5 separate regions of the Mus musculus genome follow, and all the other regions are linked to region 1. A link is a loop called in an ENCODE intact Hi-C map of the cell type or tissue named here. Cell type or tissue: left cerebral cortex. All regions are shown on one strand.

Region 1 (4,000 bases):
GCGAGGCTCATGAAGCCTGTCAATCATTCTGGATAAGTAAGGACGGGTAGATATTTGCTCCTGGGTCCCCTAGATAATGGTGAAGACGCTGGCAAAAGGCCACTCCTGTTGTCCTGACCTGGCTGCTCTCTCCAGTGCCCTCCTGCCTCCTGGGGTCTTCAAGCAGACGGCAGCCAGTCCATCTCTGGCAACCAGCGGCAGCCAGCGCTGTGCCCAGCCCACCCTCCTCCAAGCCCTGCCAGTCGCCCAATTAGAAGCTGCGTTGGCTTCAACAGATGGGAGCTGCGGCAGCCTGAGGAACAGAGCACAAAGCCCAGCTGACATTTTCCTTCCTGTTCATTTGGTGGGGGAGGAAGGGCAGGGGCAGCCGGGAGCATTGCAACACCCTGCTAGGGCCCACCCCCGGGGTCCAGTTCTCTCCTTCAGCGGCTCAGTTCAGCTGCCTCACCCCGCCGCTCGAGGATCTTGGCTGGCTGGGCAGTCTGCGCCCGCACAACCCTGTCATGCCAGCAGGACAGACGGCCCACCTGTGGCTGGCCAGCCCAGCCTGTCCCTGGCATGATGCGGTGGCCTCAGAGCTGCTTTAAACCGCACAGCGCCCAGGCTTAGCCCGGCCGACCCCTCCCCCACCCAAAAGTCCCATCTTAGACTGCAGTCAGACCCTAGTCTCCCGCCCGGGAGGAGCCTGACTCTCGGTGCCAGATACTTTGTACAGACCCAACCAAGGCCACCCTGTCTTTTTTGCACGGCCACCACCCGAGCTCCCAGGAAGGGAAAGTCCCCTAGGCTCTAGTGCGCTTCCATCCTGCGAGTTCTCCTCTGTCACGCCCTCTCTAACCCCGGGGCCACCTCTTTGGCTCCTCTGCATCTCCAGGGCTCCCCGCTACCCAGCAACAGTTTGAGGGGTTGGGGCCTCTCCCAGTTGGTTCAGGCCCCGACCCTCTCCCCCGCAGCTCCGGTCCAGCCAGCGCAGCGGCCACCTCCTTTGCATTCTCTAGCTCTCCTTCCTTCGCCCCTCCCGGCCTTCTCCCCAAATCACCAGCTCTCCTGCAGGCATCTCGGCGACCGCCGCGGTCGCGGCCGCGCTCCCCTCCCCCATCGGGTCATCAAAGCCCGGGCCGCGGGGACAGGATCTCGGCGACCCTCAAGGCCAAGCCAGCGTCCTCGGAGTCCACAGTCCCGGCCGCCAGGGAGCCGCACACTCACCGCGCGGGCGCTGTCCTATGTCCGTCACTCGCCTCCCGGCTGGGATCGCTGCTCCACGGCGCGCTGCTACCCAGGCCCGGGAGGCTCGCCGGGCGCCTTCCCCAACCTACACTTGTCCTGGGAGTGGTCTCAACGCTGAGCCTGCGAGGGCGTCAGCAGAATGACAGTGTCCCCAATCCTGCGCGCCGCGGCTGGAGGTTGGCGGCCAGGGCCGGCGCTCCCGGAGCGCCGCGCGTCTGCGGAGCACGGAGCAGGCCCGCGGCGCCCGGCGCCCCCGCCGCGCCTCCTCCCTCCTGGCTGCTCGCGCTCGTCCTCCTCACTAGCTGCTCCGCCGCGCTCCCAACCTCCCTAGCCCACTCCGGTCGCCTCCTCCCTGTCTGCTTGCCACGCCAACCCCCTCCAGTCCCGCTGCCATTTTAACTCCTGAGTGGCCAGAAGCCCCTTCTGCCTCACTTGCACACATCCCAGAGGAAGGAGTTGGGTGGGGCCCGATGCTGTAGTTTGAGCGGTCCTTCTGCATCAAGACCCAAGGCTTATGGAAGAGAGGGAGAAGGGCATAGCGCTTGGGGGTCAGGGGAGAAATAAGTGGCATTGCTGATGCTCCCTCCCACTCTCTTGCAAAAGCCAAGAGAACAGATGGGAAATTCAGCTTGTAGGACAGGTGTGGCTCATAGGCACCGCTTAAGGCTGTGACCACATTTTTGCACGGTACTACCCTCCCCAAGTTAACGGTGGACAGGACAAAAGCCGTGGGCGAGTTTGTCCATGGGCACTGGCGGCTCTTCTGTAGCCTTTTCAGTACTGCTTCCAGTCTCCTGGCACATGGTTAGTCTCAGAGGGATTAAGGGAGGCGCTGACAGGTCTACACAGGGACTTGGCCGCAGGGTTCTACACCTGCAGGCTGGTCATCGTGAAGCCATGAAACTAGGAGGTAAAGCAGGACCCAGAAAATGGGTGCTGGGCTACTGCTTGGTGGCTCAGAAAATTGGGGTCACCAGCACACATTGGGGCTTACTTGAAGAGTAGGTCTGCTGCAGTGAAGGCTTCAGGCCCAAGTCTTTGAGAGGCCTTCAGTGTGGCCCACTAAGAATAGGTACCAGAGCTAAGCTTCATAGCACGCCACACCCAATCAGAGCCTGGAAAGTCAAGATGAGAGAAGATGGGGCTCAAGGTGTAGGGACTTCTGCAAGTCGGGGCTTCTTTAGGGGGCCATTCTTCATGACTGGCTTTAGATTAGTGTCCCTGGCCAGACACAGGGCTTCTGGGTTCTGTTTATTCTAAGAATACAACCAGCAGTGACAGCCATGCCTACAGCCTTGTCGAGTGGACTTGGAAGTTCTGTGTTCTGTATAGACAGAGTTGGCCCCTTAATCCTTCCAGTAAGCACATACTAAATACCAGCAGAACTACTCGCTGGTCTCCACCCGCCACCCCTGCTGTGGGATATAATGGCCCTCGGGAGCCGAGAAGGACGGGGTGGAAGTACTTGAAACAAATTTTAGCATTTCAAGGCAATGGAAGGTGCCATAGAAACACAGATTGAAAACGCTGTTCTGGGCTCTGGTTATTCATGGGAGGTTTTATAGAGGAGCCGAGCTTCCAGCTGAGCCCAGCTGGACCGATAGGATTTAAACTGGCAGAGAAAATGGGGACTAGCAAGGCAGGAAAGTTGAGGCAAGCAAAATAGAATAGGTTGTCTGGAAGGTGGGGGCTGGGAGTGGGGGACCAGGCAGTGGAGGAGAGCTAGAGATGAACTAAGAGACACCAAGCCTTTTCACACAGCTCTGTATCAGGCTGACATACGTCCCCATTTAACAGCCCAGCAAATGGAGGCTGGGAGCGGATGGAATTCAGGTCGTCATCCTGGCAGCACTCTTGCACGGGTAGTATGACCTCAGTTATGCAGAGTGGGAGAGCCTGAGACCAAGATCTAGAAACTCATCTGTGGCCCTGTACAGAGTGATTTAGGATGAAGAAAGGCCAGAGGCTGGGAGGGTGGCTGCCGTAAAGACAGGAAATGAAGGAGCACTGAGAAAGAAGAGCCTTTGTAAGGGAGACTGGGTTGGGCCCAAGGGAGTAGAAGAATTCTGCATGGGAGCACCAAGCTTTTGAGTCTGATCTTGCTACTTGTCAAATCAGTGGAATGACGTTCCCAGCCTCAAGACCATCAACATATGCGGATGGATGTCCAAATAAGAGGAGATGTTTGCCAACTCCTTCCCCAGCTCCAGGTCTGAGCTGGCACTCACAACCCTCTGCCTCCTATTACCCACACCACCAAGTGTGTCTTAGCCCAACTGGAGCACAAACTCTGGTGGAAGGCTGTGCCTGACCCAGGCAGCACTGAGATGAAACCAAGATGTTACTGTGGATACCCAACAACTGGTTGCTTCTGTCACTGTTGCAGTTTTTGAGACAGGGTCTCTGTAGCCCAGGCTATCTGTGTGATCCTCCTGCCTCAGCCTTCTCAGTGCTGGCATCATGAGCATATGCCACCACATCTGGTAATAACTAATTAGTGAACAAGTAATACTAGCTAATGGCTGATCCTGGATTGGCAGACCCTGATGTATGGGAAAACCACATGAGCTATTAGGACAAAATTTCTTATAACGAAGTGGGAAAGAATTTATAGACTCGGGGAGATCTGGGCCTGAACCTTGCTGGACCACACACTGTGTAGCTTTGGGAAGGTTATTGAGTGTCTCTTCCTGGTGTAAAAATAGTAATGTTTAAGTTAATTCATAGAGATCTCTTAGTCAAGAGTAGCAATGGGCATTTGCTGACTGTGTCC
Region 2 (4,000 bases), 95 kb before region 1:
CTTTTGCAGCAGCTGAGAGTAAACCAAGGCCCGACTGAGGCGGACTCTGCCAAGCTAAGGCTGCCCATCTTCCCATGCACTCTTGGGCTGGGCTAGACAATAATGTGTCACATGTGATGGCTGTTCACTGACACTGCCTGTGGAGTCCCAGCCTAACTCCTCACATAAGGAGCGGCCTGCCCCTGGTTTATCTGAATCCAGGACAACGGTTGGAAGTCAAGGAGCCATCTCTCAAGTCCCCTACGCCAGACAGTGTCCTCTACCAAGGATAGAAAACCAACGCTCAGAAATGAACATCCTCATTTCTCCCCTCCCCTTCCCTCTCCTCTCCTCTTCTTACTTTCCTCTCCCCCTCCCCTCCCCTCTACTCTCCTTTCCTTCCCTTCCCTTCCCTTCCCTTCCCTTCCCCCTCCATCTCCCTCCCCTCCCCTCTTTTCTTCTCTTAGTCACCCTCTTTCTTTTTGAGACAGGGTTTCACTATGAAGCCCAGGATGGCTTCACATTCACAGATATCCCTCCTCTGCCTCTGCCTCCTCTGCCTCTGCCTCTGCCTCTGCCTCTGCCTCTGCCTCTGCCTCTGCCTCTGCCTCTGCCTCTGCCTCTGCCTCTGCCTCTGCCTCTGCCTCTGCCTCTGCCTCTGCCTCTGCCTCTGCCTCTGCCTCTGCCTCTGCCTCTGCCTCTGCCTCTGCCTCTGCCTCTGCCTCTGCCTCTGCCTCTGCCTCTGCCTCTGCCTCTGCCTTTCTCCCCAGTGCCAGGACTAAAGGTGTATACCACCACACCCTGCACTTCTTCACAGCTGTTAGCTGGGCCTGGGTTCCCAACCAAAGGTTTGCCTATGGACCAGACCTGATGTCGAGTTAGCTACATAGATTGACTTCATAATTTATCAAAGCAAAGGAAGCAGAATTTTGTGCTATTAAGGCAGGCATTCGACAGAGTTTCACTAGAAACAGAGAAGACAATGGGGGGTTGGGGAGGCTCTATGGGAAGAATGTCACATGAATGCATTTCATTTTGCTCACTTTGTTATGCTGTCAAACTTTCCTTGTGGCCCACCTCATGCCCCCTTGCCTCCTTGCCTTCTGCTACAGGGCAATTGAGAATGCACTTACTTGATTTAAGGAAGCTGTGCAAGGTAACAAGCAAAACAAAACAACAACAAAAACACCACGCAGAGGGTACCCTACCTGTACCATAAGGCCAGGGATGGCGAGGCAGGCATGCACAGCAACCTGGGACTCCCCACACCTCTCTTCTAATAATGCCCTTGGCAGCCTAGGACCAAGTGCATCCAGTTGCATGTGTGCAGGAGGCATGGACTTATTGGAGGTGTGGACCTTGAGGTTTCAAAAGTCAACACCAGGCCCGGTCTCTCTCTCTCTCCCTCTGCTTGTTGCTTGTGAATCAAATGTAAGAGCTCAGCCCTAGCCCCAGCACCGGGCCTGCCTGCAGCCATGCTTACCACCGCGATCATTGCCTAAGCCGCTGGAACTGTAAGCAAGCTGCCAATTAAATGCTTCCTTTCCTAAGTTCCCTTGCTCTTGGTGTCTCTTCACAGTAACACAACAGTCACTGAAGCAGGGTGCATGCGCTGTAGCGCAAACTGTCCACTGAGTGAACTGGAAGAAAGGAAAGGAAAGGAAAGGAAAGGAAAGGAAAGGAAAGGAAAGGAAAGGAAAGGAAAGGAAAGGAAAGGAAGAAAACAAGAAATCCTATTTGCCTCTTCTAAAAATATTTTAGATTACTTTAGTGTATGCACATGAGTCTTTTGCCTGCATGTATGCATATATACCATCTGTATGCCTGGTGCCCAAGAAGGCCAGAAGATTTCGAACGCCCTGAAATTCCCTAAACTGGAGTTACAGATTGTTGTGAATCACCATGTGGGTTCTAGGACCTGAGCCTGGGTCCTCTGCTAGAGCAATGAGTGCTCTGCTGAGCCAACTCTCCAGTCCCTCATGTACCACATTTATAGCTATACATAATGTTGGATACATATGATCAAAATCAGATGCATCATAAGAAGGGGCATGCACAGCCAGCAATGACTTACATATTTCAACCATCACTCAAAATAGAGAAGCAACTAAACCACACACCTTAGCAACGATACCCTTCATCTCTTAAGACCTCACCAGAAAAGCTCTAGGCAATAACCTGGGGCCCCAGGCTTTCTCCCTCTGGTGCCCGATGCTCTTTGGCAGTATATCTGATCTTTACTACTGTTTTGCTTTTGAATAAAGTCCCCTTGCTACTTTGCAACTGCTGTTCACCTTTCTTTCATTTCTTTGAGTAAGATGCCGAGAGCCCGGTGCTGGCCACTGGGAACATAATGAATTCTCGAGACACAGTACACAGTTATGATAAGGTGAGGAATGTGAACTCCTTCAATAGCCACGCAGGGACACAGAGAAAAATGAATTATAGCTGTGAATTAGTTAAACTGCTTTGACTCCTGGCAGGTCCTGCACACACTGCACCTACCTAAGAGCTCTGGATTCACGAGTGAAAGAAAGGCAAACACATCCAAAACAGCTAATTTTGATGTGCCTTGACTAGCTTAATGGCTGGGCATTTCTAAACCTCCCTGAGGCCAGCACACATTTTCCTCCAGTATTCCTGGCTTAACAACTTCTAAATCTGTATTTTATTTTTTGCTGCCCTGTTATCTTCTGGGCAGCCTCCCCTCCACCCCCACCTCCCTATAGGGCCGCTTTCCCTTTCCATCTACATTGCTGGATGCTTTCTCTCCTGCAGCTCTTAAATCTGATTTCTTCTCTAGAGTCACGGCGATTCTCCTCTTCCCCTCTCCCTCGGCCACTTGCTCAGGTAACCTAAAAGTCCCACCCCATCTCCCTGCCCAGCTATTGGCTGACAGCAATTCTTTATTACTAATCGAAGCCAGCTGGGGGCAGGGACCCTAGGGTCTAGAAGCGGCTTATGGGAGCCAAATTAAGACAAAGCATTAGAACCAATTCCCAACATCTCACCCTTTCTGCCCACATTTTTAAAAAGGCTCTTTTCTCAGACACAAATTGAGCATAACCATAACAATTTTGTAAATTACAAAGTGTGATATATAATTAATATCCAGTCCATCATATTTGTCAATTAGATAAAGTACTCCACTATTTATCCTGACTTAAAGAGCTTACAATTTTTTAAAAGATTTATTTATTATATGTAAGTACATTATTGCTGTCTTCAGACACCCCAGAAGAGGGCATCAGATCTCATTATGGATGGTTGTGAGCCACCATGTGGTTGCTGGGATTTGAACTCAGGACCTTTGCAAGAGCAGTCAGTGCTCTTAACTGAAGAGCCATCTCTCTAGCCCAACAGTTTAAAATTTTATACCTAAATTATGTTCTGACTTTAACTTGAATTACCATCTGAAAACCATCCTTTCTGTATCATCTTCCTCAATGTTAAACAACTTGAATTTGCTTATGAGACTATAATCAATCTTCAACCCTGTCAGAAATCCAAGAATGAACTAAATATTACCTGAAGATATAGGAAGCACAAAACATAGCCTCTAAAACTTAACCAATTGCAGAGACAGCTGACTACCTGGACAGTCCTTCATTTCTCAAAACATTGGAGCATACATGTTCAGCCTTCTGGCCCAGAGCCATCTGACAGACCTTGAAATGAAAGCAGGAAACGTGAAGGACTAGTTTACTCTGTCCTGGCTCCTAAACTGTCATCTATCCTGCATTGTGTGTCCTTTGGTAGTCAGATCTTTATGGAAATTAGCTTATTATCTGCTGCTCTGTGAGTGAGTTACTGCTTTGATTCAAGTTGTCAGAAGTGGTATGGAAAAGGTAAATGACTTATCTGGGGTCAGTCATTCAACTAGCAAGTACACAGGGACTTGATTCCAGGGAGTTTACCTCCAGTGTCCATGTACTTAATGACAACCCATTTTGCCCTCCTGTGAAAATTCATTCATTCATTCACTCTCTCTGTGTGTCTCTCCCTGTCTCTCTGTCTCTGT
Region 3 (4,000 bases), 63 kb after region 1:
AGAAAAAGGCTTTTTAGTGAGGGAGTTGTGTGTGTTTGTGAGCATCCTGGCCAATCCCTCAGATGCTAGAGTTTCTTCTGCCCATAGGGAAGACTGGGGGCCACAGTCACACCTGGCATCTCATTCCAAATACTGACAGGCAGAAAGTGGCAGACAACTCCTCTCTCTCTCTTCATCAGATCCTCCCTGTCACTGCCCAAGGGTTCAGATCTCCTATGGTGTCACCAGCACGAGAGCCTCCTACTTCTGAACCTTGTTCTGGAACAGCCTTGCTTAGTTTGTAAATACCAGCAGCAAGGCACCATGAAACAGAAGAAATTGAGGCAGGATGATCCAGAAATGCAGGATGACATTTGTCACCAGATATACAGACAGAAGCATGGTCCTGAGCGGCAGCAAGACTAGGTGGACCCCCACGAGGTGTGCCAGAAGAAGGTGAGTATATACTGTTTAGGACAGAAGTGAGCTCATTCTAAGCTGTAATGTACCTAGTTTGTGCTAATCTATCGTCAGGCATATTCCTGGCATCAGGGTCTAGTTGAAAAGCCAGAAACCACTGGTTGTAGTTTGCAGTGAAACTTCAGGAGAAACAAACTAGAGGGATACAGATGCATCATGGTAGTTACAACTCAAGATGGCTGCAGTCACCTCAAGCTGAATCCTTATAGACTTTTGGCAGAAGCGCTGGGAATTCTCCTCCAGCCCACTGTCTGGCTGAAGCATCCGTGTGAGCCTTACCGCTGCCCCATCCCCCTCTCTCCCAACTCTCTACCAGAGCAGTCTGCAGCCAGACATCTGGTGCTACGGCTCCAGGTCCAACTCCTTCAGGCCCCAGCCTATGCGGATGTAGTCTTCCTAGCCTCGGATTCCTGTCTGTTCCTATCAATCCGTTGTTCTGAGAAGGAAGTAAGGTGTTTATTAGACAAGTACTAGATCATGTGAGGGGACGAGAGCTGGTGACGAGCCAACAGAACGTCAAGAATGCATAAGGTGCGAGGTGGAGGCTGGTGGGAACATTTTGTAAGGAAAATGAAAAACTTCGATTTTGATTCCTGCTGGGAAAGGAGAAAAAACTGAGCAAACACCAAGAGAGATGGAGCCTTTGCAGGTGATGGACAACCCCGTGAAAAAGTAGAGTACCTCTCACCTTTCACCTTTCACCTTTCCCCTCACCCCTTACTACAGTCCATTTTCTCTACATTTCTAAATTTTCTGTTTTTCTCTATCTTTCATGCAGTGGCTCTCTGCCTAGGGGTTAGGAGACAACCCCTGCCTATAGGTGTTTGGAAATGTGTGCTTGTCACAAAGACGAGGCTCTGGTGCCATTGAATGGATGGGGCTGAGGATGCCAAGAATAACTGAAGCTTTGGGAATAGTTTTGCCCAAGAAAGAATGGCCTCTTCCAAATGCTAGTGCCAGGCAGAGAATCAGCCTGGCATGCCCTTTGTCTGTTAGCATTCTCCTGTCCTGGACTGTGGCAGGATCTGTCCCTGCCATTGGCATGCCTTTGTCCTTGGGCAGGGGCATGACCTCTTCCCACCATGGGCATGCCTTTGTCCAGGGTTGTGGCAGGACCTGTCCCCACCATGCCACAGCACACAGGCATGCCTCTGTGCTGCTGGGCTGCCTTCCCTGGCCATCACCCCATCACACATTTGGAATTTTCCATTACCAGTGGAACTTTCTTACCAAGCTAAGGGAGACAGATGGGAAATTATCAAAGAAAGCACAAAGCATAAAAACAGAAGAGCAGCGACAGATTTCTGAGTCTCGGTTCACTCAAAGCTATTCATTCTATCACACAGACACTTTTTTTTTAACTCACAATTTTCCTAATTGAAGTGATACAATAGACAAAGTCTCACTTGCCTTCCCATTCCAAGAGCCCCTCAGGGTCATCCTGGCCCTGATGCTGGCCCGGCAGACTGCTAAGACTGGCCAAAGGCCAGTTCTGGGCCTCCCTTGGCATGTAACTTAGAAAGAACATGGGCTCAAATTCCTCCGTACCCCAAGCTTAGGTGGCCTCTGGCCTCTCCTGGCCTTTGATCTTTCATGTTGCCTTCACACAGTAGGTGAGCAAGGTGTGGTCCTCTCTGTGGAAATGCTGTCATTGCAAAAGGACTCACGGACTCATGAATTCATGCAGGAAAAATTCATTGTTTATTCTAAGTCTAAAACAAGGGCTACTGAGTCTCTGGTTGTTGATGACCCAGGGGCCTAGGCTTCTTCGACCTGGTGGCCCCTCCCTCATTAGTTTCTAGGCTACTATGGCTGTCTGCATCCAGCGTGCAGGAGGAGAACGGGTACCTGATTATGGTCTCCATGGGCCAGGCCTTGCATGCTACATCTCTGATTCTGATGAAAGGCATGAGATTTCATGGTGTTCTCTAGCTACCAGAGGCTGGGAAATGCGTGCTGACTTATGTGTGAGAACATGAAGAGCTGGCTTCGTCTTCAGCATATGTCCTTATCTTCCCGAATCCACATTTCTCCAAGTCCTTCTCTCTTCATTATTGGCAGTCTAAAACAGTTTTCTGGTTAGCAATTAAGTGGCTGGTTTCTCAAAATGCTAGACATAGAATTATCACGTGATCCAGTAGGTCTATCCCAACAAGTTTATCCAGAACTAAAAGCAGAGACAAACCGATACCTGGTCCCACAGGTACAAGTAGCCCAAAGGAGAGAACAACCAAAAGTCCATTAATGGAATCAGTATAGACAGACAGCAGAGTATTAATTATGCATAGAAAGCAATGAAGTATTGACACTTACTAAAGCATAGAACCTCCAAAGGACTATGCTAAGTGAAAGAAGCCAAGCATAAAGGATGCATACCACATAGACCTTCCACACAAAATATCCAGAGTAGAAAATCCATACGTAGTTTCCCAAGGTCAGGGAGGAGCTGTTTATTGGGCCCGGGTGTGTTTGTGTATGTGTGTGTGTGCACATGCACATGTGAGTGCTTACTTTTAGGGGTAATGAAAAGACAGCTATCAATACTGCCATGTATAGAGACCAGTGAACTGTTCACTTGAGAATGGTTGACGTTAGTTGTGTGAATCATAGAACATTAAAACTTGGGGTTAATCTTTTTTTTTTCCAAGACAGGGTTTCTCTGTGTAGCCCTGCCTGTCCTAGAACAGCCCTGCCAGTCCTGTAGACCAGGCCTGCCTCTGCCTCGAGTGCTCGAGTGCTCGGATTAAAGGTGTGCACCACCACTGCTCAGCAAGGGGTTAATCATTCTTAAATGGCTGGATTTGTCTTTTGTGAAGACTTTCTTTGATCTATCCTCTTTGTTAACTGTTTTGGTCTGCACATCAAAGGGACCATTCTGGCCTAGTCTATTAATTAACACTGGGTGATTAACTGACCATTTCCCCCTTGGCCTCTGGACTCCCTCTTAGCGTTCAGTTTCTGCTAATAGAATATGCATGTCTAAGTCACAGAGTCTCTGTTGGAGAGTTCACTGCTGACCACTGACAGTAGACATCCTGCACGCATGTTGTTAGCTCCAACCACTTCCGTAGCTTCTCATCTTCTTTGCTGCCATGCCCGCCCTCCTTCCCTGCCACCTTGGATGCCAAGGAGGAGGGTAAGAACAACAGCATCCCTGGTTCTAATCCTTTCTGGCTACATGACTGTGGTCAAAGAGTCCTTTGAATAATGAAAACAAATCCACAGAGAAGTCATATTCTGCTCATGCTTCAAATTCAGCAGTGCCTGCCCGATGTTGAGGAAGGGCTTCTCTGATTAGACTGCAAAGCCTCTGAGGGTAAGACCCATGCCCTAATCACCTTTCCATTCTTAGCTCTTAACATGGTGCCTGGATTATATATAGTAGCTGCTCAATAAAAATGGATTCAGTGGATGAACGACCCGCATGTAATAGGATACGATAAGAGAGACTGTTTTCTCATACGAATAAACAATCCAGTCGAAGCCATTGTCTTGTAGAGAGAGCAGCTTTTACTTAAAATCAATGGATGTTCATTCCTGC
Region 4 (4,000 bases), 120 kb after region 1:
GGGATGGCTCAGCAGTTAAGGACACTGACTGCTCTTCCAGAGGTCCTGAGTTCAATTCCCAGCAACCACATGGTGGCTCACAATCATCTGTAATGGGATCCTATGCCCTCTTCTGGGGTAGGTGGTAGTGGTGTTGTGTCTGAAGGCAGCTACAGCGTACTCATATACATAAATAAATAAATCTTTAAAGAAAAAATTGGATTCCAGTTTAGTATATCCAAGGGAACTTGGGGTCTAGGATCTGTAACAGGTTCCCAAAGTCTTCACAGTCCTGTGTGTGTGATTCACCTCTCTAGTATGTGTCCAGTCACTTGGGGAGGAAGGAGCATTCACAAGCAGTCTGACCCTGTCTTTGAAGGGCTTGAACAGTGAGGAATTTTCCATTAAGTCAAGTCTATTTCTAAGCCCTGGTTCTGCCACCTGGGCACAGGCCTCGCTCCTGTGCCAAGGCTTTAGCATTTTGCTTAGACCGTCTCCATGGCTTCCCTTTTTCCACCTGTGCCACAGATGCCCAAGTCCTGGGAGGGCAAAGAAGAGCTTGTTCCAGCTTCGAACCCAGTCTCTGACCTAAGCTCTCCCTATGCCTGCCTGGCCACGGAAGGCCATGAAGTGTTCTCAGCCATGCCTCCAACCCCCATGCTTCTAAAGAAGACTCTCCTAGTCTAACAGGATGGGGGTGGCTGGTTGGGTGGATTCCGAGAAGGAAGAATTGAGTAGAGGAAGAAGGCCCTAGTGGTGTGCTGGCAAATGCTTAGCTGGCTCAGCTCTCTGCTCTCCACAGCAGCAGCAGCAGCAGCAGCCGGCTGACACCACAGCCCTGATGTCTAGCACTCAATTGTTTCGGTGGTGTCTAGTCTCCCTCCACCGCCAGTGTCTAGCTGGCAGAGTACCATCACTGCATGTGGTAACAGTTAGAGCAGTCCCAAGCAACAGAGACAGTAAATGTAAAAATCCCCAGTGACACTAGATTGTAGCGTAATCATTAGAAAATTAGGAGTTTTAGTGCTTGCCGTATTTTTAATGTATTTAGTTGTAAATTTTTAACGAAGGCTATATTTAGCAACACGTCTTCGAAATATAGCTATCTGCTCTCATGAGCATGTTTGAGCCAGCTCCAGCTAGTCCTTTTGGGCCTCCGCTTTGATAGTTGGAATTTATCTTCAAGGACAGACAAGCCTTGGAGGCTCCTTACTGCCTATGCCTTTGAGACGCTCCCATTGATGCTAGCATCAGCGCTCTGTCACCCCCTATCGTCGACACCAGTGTCTACAAGTACCAGGGAGCCTTACTTTCTGGGACAGATTTGTACACCCCAGCGTAGGTAGAGTAGTCCCCTTATGCAGCCTTTTTGCGTGATTCTTCAGCTCTATTATGCACCCCATCATTTGGGGCGAGTAGAGGTAGTAATCACGCGGCATCTCATTCTGACTTTGAAGGGCTCAGTGAGGGTTTTCCTATTAAGTCAGTCTATTTCTAAGCCCCAGTACTGTGCCCTGGGCACAGGCAGAGGAGGTCCGCTCTCTATCGTCAGCCAGCTACTCTCTCCGTACCCACCAGAGCAACGGGTCCTTTGAGCTCAGACCCTCCCGCGGGGAGATGCAGTCAACCTTACCTGGAGCTGTAGCGCCATCTAGTGTCTCTGTAGGGACATTGTCGCGTTCACCGGCTCTTCAGCCCCGCCCGGGCACCCCTGAGTATGCTGTGCTGATTTTGTCTGAAGTAGAAAGTCTCTCCAGACATCCACATCAATGTGGATCACAGCTGAGAGCTCCAGCCTGGGCAACCCCGGGGTTCCTCTCAGCCAGCAGCTTTCAAGCCTCATCGCCTAAGACCACCTGTGAGAAATACATTTACAATAGACACAGCAGTCCAGGATATCCTGTGTAGAGAAGGTTCGAGAAACCATGTCTACCCTTGCTGTGTATAATGCATTTGGACAGTTCTGTTATTATTCTTTTTTTCCCATTAGAGGAAAAATAAAGAAAAGCCAGACACAACTTCAGCAAAGAGAACAACTTATTCACTGATTGGTCATTTACCTGTTGTTTGCAAAATCTAGCCTAGACTAACAAATCAGTTCACTGAGGACCAAAGAAAGAAGAAATGAGCTCCCCCAGCGAACCAAAGGCAGATCCATCAAGGTCCAGGTTGCTGCTGTCTAACCCTGCACTCTTTTCCTCTAGTCGCTGGCCTTTTCTGGGCTCTTACTTAGCATGGAAGCCCAGAGGCCCCACTGGCCTTGGTCTGGACATTTAGGCCACATGGATGTGTGTGCAGGTGCCCCATAGCCCCAGAGCCCCAGAGGCCAAGGTCCACCATCTTCTGGAGAGGAGCTTCTTTTTGTAGCACCAGGCAGGTTTACTAATGGGGAGGACAAAGGCAGGTCAACAGGTGGTATTAGCATTCTTACTCCAAGTCACAGGCCTAAAAGTAGCCTCTGGGATGTCTGTCTGTCTGTATTTTTTTAAAGACTTATTTATTATGTGCATTAAGTATATAGTGTGTGCATGCCTATATACCAGAAGAGGGCATCAGATCCCATTACAGATGCACGTGCAGGTATACACATGTCAGAGCATGCATGTAAAGATCAGAGCCACCATGTGATTGCTGGGATTTGAACTGAGGACCTCTGGAAGAGCAGTCAGTGCTCTTAACCGCTGAGCCATCTCTCCAGCTCCCCTGTCTGTATTTTCATGTTTTAGATAGTGACTCACTATTGGGTTGTCCTCAGATGGACACTTCACCCTTGGGACTGAATTTCTTTCTTTTTAAAAAACAATTTATTTTTATTTTATGTACATCGGTGTTTTGACTGCACACGTATCTGTGTGAGGATATCAGATTCCCTGGAACAGAAGTTAAAGAAAGTTGTGAGCTGCCATGTGGGTGCTGGAAATTGAACCTGGGTCATCAGGAAGAGCAGCCAGTGCTCTTAACTGCTGAGCCATCACTCCAGCCTGATCTGAGACTGTCTTTCTCTCTTTCTTTCTCTTTTTCTTTCTCTCTTTCTCTTTCTCTTTCTCTTTCTCTTTCTCTTTCTCTTTCTCTTTCTCTTTCCCTTCCCCTTTCCCTTTCCCTTTCTCTCTCTCTCTCTTTCTCTCTCTCTCTCTCTCTCTCTCTCTCTCTCTCTTCCTTCCTTCTTTCCTTTCCTTCTTGTGTGTGTGTGTGTGTGTGTGTGTGTGTGTGTGTGTGTGTGTGAGAGAGAGAGAGAGAGAGAGAGAGAGAGAGAGAGAGAGAAAGAGAATGCATGTGCAGGTATACACATGTCAGAGCATGCATGTAAAGATCAGAGGACCACTTTTGAGAGTGTTCTTTCTTTCTAACATGGGTTCTGAGGTTCAAACTCAGATTATCAGGTCTGTGCAGCAAGCATCCACTGACCCACCTTGGTGGCTCTGAAACTCACTTCTAAAACTTGAATCTTAGCTGATTCTTTAAAATGATTCCTGGTGCAGTGTTCCTAGGTGTGGAGGTTTGAATAGGTATAGCCCTCAAGGGCTCATGTGTCTGGAGGCTTAGCCCATAGGCAGTGACACTGTGAGAATGTGTGGTCTTATTGGAGTAGGTGTGGCCTTGTTGGAGGAAGTCTATCACTGTGGAGGCAGGCTTTGAGGTCTTACATATGCTCAAGCCATGCCCAGGGTGACACACAGTCTCCTCTTTGCTGCCTATGGATCAGGATGTAGAACTCTCAGCTCCTTCCTAACTCCATTTCTGCCGGAACAATTCTATGCTTCTCACCCTTTGATAAAGAACTAAACCTCTGAAGATGTAAGCCAGGCCAAATTCAATGTTACACTTTATAAAAGTTACCTTGGTTATGGCATCTCTTCACAACAACGAAACTAAACCCTAACACACTAGGTGAACAGTAGTAGAAAGATACATCCACATGATTTTCCCAGAGGGTATTTTGGCATTTAAAAAAAACTAAAATTTTAGGTTGAATGTATCTGGAGATGTAGCAAGTTTGAAGTAGCCCTGGGATACCCACGAC
Region 5 (4,000 bases), 56 kb before region 1:
GCCAAGTAGGCAAGCTCAGTCTGGTCTATCCGGCTGATGCTGTTACTCTGCAGGAGCAGGGTCTGTGTCCCCGCAGGGAGCCTTGGGGGCACTGCCGTCAGGAAGAGGTCATTGCAGTCGACAGTGGTGGCTTCACGGTAGGACGAGCGGGGTGTGTACCAGGGCCGGATCTGGCAGGCACACTGAGGAGGGCAGGGCACACGCCAGGGTACCACCGGTGCTGCAGCGGTGGTACCAGCCACCCAAGATAGCAAGAGGGCAGCCACGAGGAGCCTCATGGTGGAGGTGGAAGGCAGGGGAGAGTCCTGCTCTTCACGACTTGCAGGCGGAGGTTCAGCAGCCCTGCCAGGGTCCGGGGAACCACCCTCTCAGGGCAGTCATTCTACACAGGGTGGGTGGACATCACTTTGTGCTGTCCTGGGTGTAGGTCCTCATCTTTGTGCACTGGACTGGGACTGGGACTGGGACTGCCCACTCATTTCCTCATTGGGCGACCCTGAAAGGAGACAACAGAGTTACGGATATGCAGGGATGAGGGGTGGAATTGGTCCCTCTAGCCTCCCCTGGTGGGCTCCAGAAACCAGAGAAGTAATCCAGGAGCTGGATGGGACCCAGGCCTCCCACACCCTGTCCTGCAGTCCTCAAGGTTTCAGAATCCTTTCTACCACCTTCTTAGGGAAGGAGTGACTCCGAGTCTTTGAGGAAAGTCTTGGGAATAACTTAGAGGTGTGTGTTTGTGTGTGAGTGTGTGTGGTGGGAGGGTGGTATGGTGGTGATGGGCACCAGTGAGGGTTATAGTAGGTTATGTGTGAGTGTTTGGGAGGGAAGGAAAATGGATGGGCTGAAATGGTCAACAGTGAAACCCAGATAAATGTGGAATAGATTTTTTGACCTTTCCTATTCTCCCCTCCTTTCCTCCTTGGCTCATTGGTTAAGTGAGATAAATGATCGTTTCTAGACACTTCTTTGACGATGCAGGAGGAAGGAGGCCATGGAAACAGACTCGGCTTTAAAATATGGGATGGGCTTCCCGGAACTATGGAACTGAGCAGTGGGTCTTACCCCACATTCACATGAGCTGGGGTGGTCCTACCCAGGGTCTGCCTGGGCTCTCTGGGTGAGCTTTGGAATATGGCCACTTTCCACTCTGAAGGCATGGACCTTCGTTTTTTCAATAGCCTGTTAGAATTGTCTAGCAGATGTTCAGGGACCAGAGTCTAATTGCCTCAGCCCCGTAGGTATGGTCTTCTGTAATCTAGCCTGGCCCTTTCTGGTTGCTCTTGTTTCTCTCCCACTCAGGTTCTCCCCACAAACCTTTTGGGGGTAAGCTCACCCTGACATACCACCTCTGTTCTGTCTCATTTCTCTCAGACAACTTCGACTTGTTCTTCAAGACTGAAGTTCAGTCACTTCCTACAGAATTTCTTTTGGGCTGCAGGACTTCTGGGGACAACAGACTGGTAGCCAACAGGGGTTGGCACTGTACTGCTGCAGTGTTGTGCTTGCTGGGGTCCCAGCCCTGATCAAGCCATCCAGAAAGCTTCCTCTGGCTAGAGCCCAGCCCTCTCAACACACCTGTAACACAGGGTATGGCTGGTGCTTACTGTATGGTTCAAGTTCTGTGTCCTTAGGGCCCCTTCCCCAGGGAGGTCTCTTCTACCCAGGACCCAATCCAGGATGTTTCCTCTTTCCCGGGTGTAGAAAATCAACGTGTCTTAGCCGGGCGTGGTGGCGCACGCCTTTAATCCCAGCACTCGGGAGGCAGAGGCAGGCGGATTACTGAGTTCGAGGCCAGCCTGGTCTACAAAATAAGTTCCAGGACAGCCAGGACTACACAGAGAAACCCTGTCTCCAAAAAGAAAGAAAACCAACGTGTCTTCTCTCTTAGACCAAGCTGTACTACCCTGAAGGTCCATCAAACCTTGACTTAGAGCAGAACACTTTCACAAAACTGGGCCAGATTCCGAGTTCTGCTCTTTGACCAGGTCTGCCTCCTAAGTAGAGGTCTGATCTGGCAGATCTTCAGTGGCTGGTGTACAGAAGGTGCTTACTAAGACTCTGACCAGCTTCTTTCGTTCATAACTGTACTAATGGGCCTGCGAGTGAAGCACTCACACCTCTCGTTTGTATAGGTCCAGAAGAACTCAAAAGAACTAGGCATCACTCTCCATGCTGGGAAGCAGCCCAGCCTTGGAGGAATACTGCTTATACGTCGCTGATCCCACCCTTGGTTTGGCCCAGCCTGCTTTAGCCTAGAGCTATGGTGCTCTGGCTGCCCTGAAAAAGATTGGTGCCATTCCTGTCCTCTGGGTGAGATCTTGCCAGGAAACTGCAGGAGGCTGAGTGGTGTTTACCAGCAACACCTCTAGCTGGCCACTTGGGGCTCTTTGCCTCCTCATCCTGCTCCAGGATGCTGGGCTGGGAGCAGTGGGGGGCAGGGCAGCCTCCACCGAGGAGGAGAGCGGCAAGCCTGTGTACATCTGACTGCGGCCCACTTTTCTCAGCAGCTATTTTGGAAGGTGGGAAAAACAACGGTGATTTGAAAGGCACAGAGGTTTGCGTAGGGGTGTGTGTGTGCTGTCACATAGATCTCAGGGCAAACAAACACACGTGCGCACATGCACACACACACACACACACACACACACACACACACACACACACACACACACGCACGCATGCCTGCCTGCATACATGTTTGGTGGAAGCCCCAGGAAACCAGCGGCTCGGTGGGTAACTGGGGCTCACGGGGGGGTGGGGTGTACTTTGTGTGTGTGTGTCGGGGGAAGATGCAGGAAACAAGCTAAGAAGCACCTGTCATTCAGATGGCTCTAAGTGCCACGCTTTTATACCAGATGCCAGGACACGAAACGTGGCTCTACCTCTGCCCTGGGAAAATTGCTCAACCTCTCCAAGCATCTGTTGCTTTACGTCTCCTTTATTTTCTTACAGAAGACCGTCATGAGACTGAAATGAGCCTGTTGCTCAGAGAGAGAGCCGTAGAAATGCTAGCTTCTCCTTTTCCAGGGTTGGGAGGTGCTCCAGCCACATAAGACCTCTTTTCACTCCCTCCTCCTCTGCTCCCCTTCATCCTTTCTTCCTCCCTCCCTCTTGTTATGTAGTCGAGGCTGTCCTTGAACTCAGGACCTCCTCCTTCCATCTCCCAAGCGCTCAGAGTATAGGCACGCAACACTGTCCTCAGCGACCATAGGACAGACATCTAAGGAAGGATAGTCTCGACGGCAGACAGTAGGGTGCAGTAAGTAAGCTCCCTCTCTAAGCTTAGCTCCTAGGAACCCAACACTACCCCCAAGGTGTGGTGGAGAGCTGTGAGCTGGTAACATGGCCATCCAGCAAAGAATGCCAACGGATGAGGAAAGCCCTGACAGCTCCCACCTAGAGAGGAAGGTGGGTCTGAGTAGGTAGCAAGGGCTCTTTGGAGGGCATCCCAATGTGTCACTGACCTTCAGATAGGACCTGAACCCCTGGCTTTCCTCTCCTCCAGCAATACCTCTGTTCTGAGTGCCAAGGCAGCATTCAGTTGTGCTCAAGGCATTAAGAAGCTACCAAAACCTACAAAGTTCCACGACAAATATTTCCACTGCTGGCCTTATCTGTCTGTCTGTACAGGAGCAGCAGGGTATATTATTCCTGGGTTAAGAAGCAGCTGAATCTGGGACCCCAAAGTGTGGCAAAGTCTCAGACCAGTCCTTCCCTTGTGGCTTAGCACACAGCTTCTCACCACCACACCTTCAACACCTCCCCCAGCTTCTCCCTTCCTAACAGCTTCTCCACCCCCTAGCTTTTCACCACCACAACTCCTGACCGAATAGCTTCTCCCCCCTCCACAGCTTCTCCTTCCCACATACAGCTACTCCTCCCACACACAGCTTCTCCCCACAGCTTCTCACCACCAAAGCTTCTCCTCCCCCCACAGCTACTCCTCCCACACAAGCTTCTCCCCCACAGCTTCTCACCACCAAAGCTTCTCCTCCCCCCA

Evidence for each region. Peaks named below come from ENCODE experiments on the same cell type or tissue, not always from the same donor. Only the 100,000 strongest peaks of a DNase experiment are listed, where the experiment ranks them.
Region 2: a loop joins it to region 1, with 3 times the contacts of the local background. A loop is called at or near these places in 2 of 42 quality-filtered maps.
Region 3: it touches region 1 in a loop (3-fold over the local background); 3 of 42 quality-filtered maps call a loop at or near these places.
Region 4: a loop joins it to region 1, with 4 times the contacts of the local background. A loop is called at or near these places in 6 of 42 quality-filtered maps.
Region 5: it touches region 1 in a loop (2.1-fold over the local background); 3 of 42 quality-filtered maps call a loop at or near these places.

The regions. Positions count from the first base shown.
Region 1 is chr1:132,877,882-132,881,881 of GRCm38, reverse strand. It overlaps Lrrn2 (leucine rich repeat protein 2, neuronal), which reads right to left and starts at 1,527. Exons shown (of 2, transcript NM_010732.4): 1 at 1,207-1,527. In left cerebral cortex, no CTCF peak of the experiment used is centred here; DNase peaks (open chromatin) are centred at 282, 1,055, 1,462 and 1,904; H3K4me3 peaks cover 2,031 bases; H3K27ac peaks cover 2,267 bases.
Region 2 is chr1:132,973,302-132,977,301 of GRCm38, reverse strand. No RefSeq gene overlaps it. Among named protein-coding and RNA genes, the nearest start is that of Gm38687, 3.6 kb to the right of the region's middle. In left cerebral cortex, no CTCF peak of the experiment used is centred here; a DNase peak (open chromatin) is centred at 1,872.
Region 3 is chr1:132,815,243-132,819,242 of GRCm38, reverse strand. No RefSeq gene overlaps it. Among named protein-coding and RNA genes, the nearest start is that of Gm31101, 30 kb to the right of the region's middle. In left cerebral cortex, no CTCF peak of the experiment used is centred here; DNase peaks (open chromatin) are centred at 765, 1,708 and 2,401; H3K27ac peaks cover 1,223 bases.
Region 4 is chr1:132,756,419-132,760,418 of GRCm38, reverse strand. No RefSeq gene overlaps it. Among named protein-coding and RNA genes, the nearest start is that of Nfasc, 17 kb to the right of the region's middle. In left cerebral cortex, CTCF peaks have their summits at 1,250, 1,633 (motif pointing left) and 2,517 (motif pointing right); DNase peaks (open chromatin) are centred at 786, 1,239 and 1,632; H3K4me3 peaks cover 459 bases; H3K27ac peaks cover 297 bases.
Region 5 is chr1:132,933,477-132,937,476 of GRCm38, reverse strand. Lrrn2 (leucine rich repeat protein 2, neuronal) reads right to left here. Exons shown (of 2, transcript NM_010732.4): 2 at 1-496. The coding sequence starts at 278. Among named protein-coding and RNA genes, the nearest start is that of Gm31159, 5.6 kb to the right of the region's middle. In left cerebral cortex, CTCF peaks have their summits at 565 and 2,361; DNase peaks (open chromatin) are centred at 35, 2,443 and 2,891.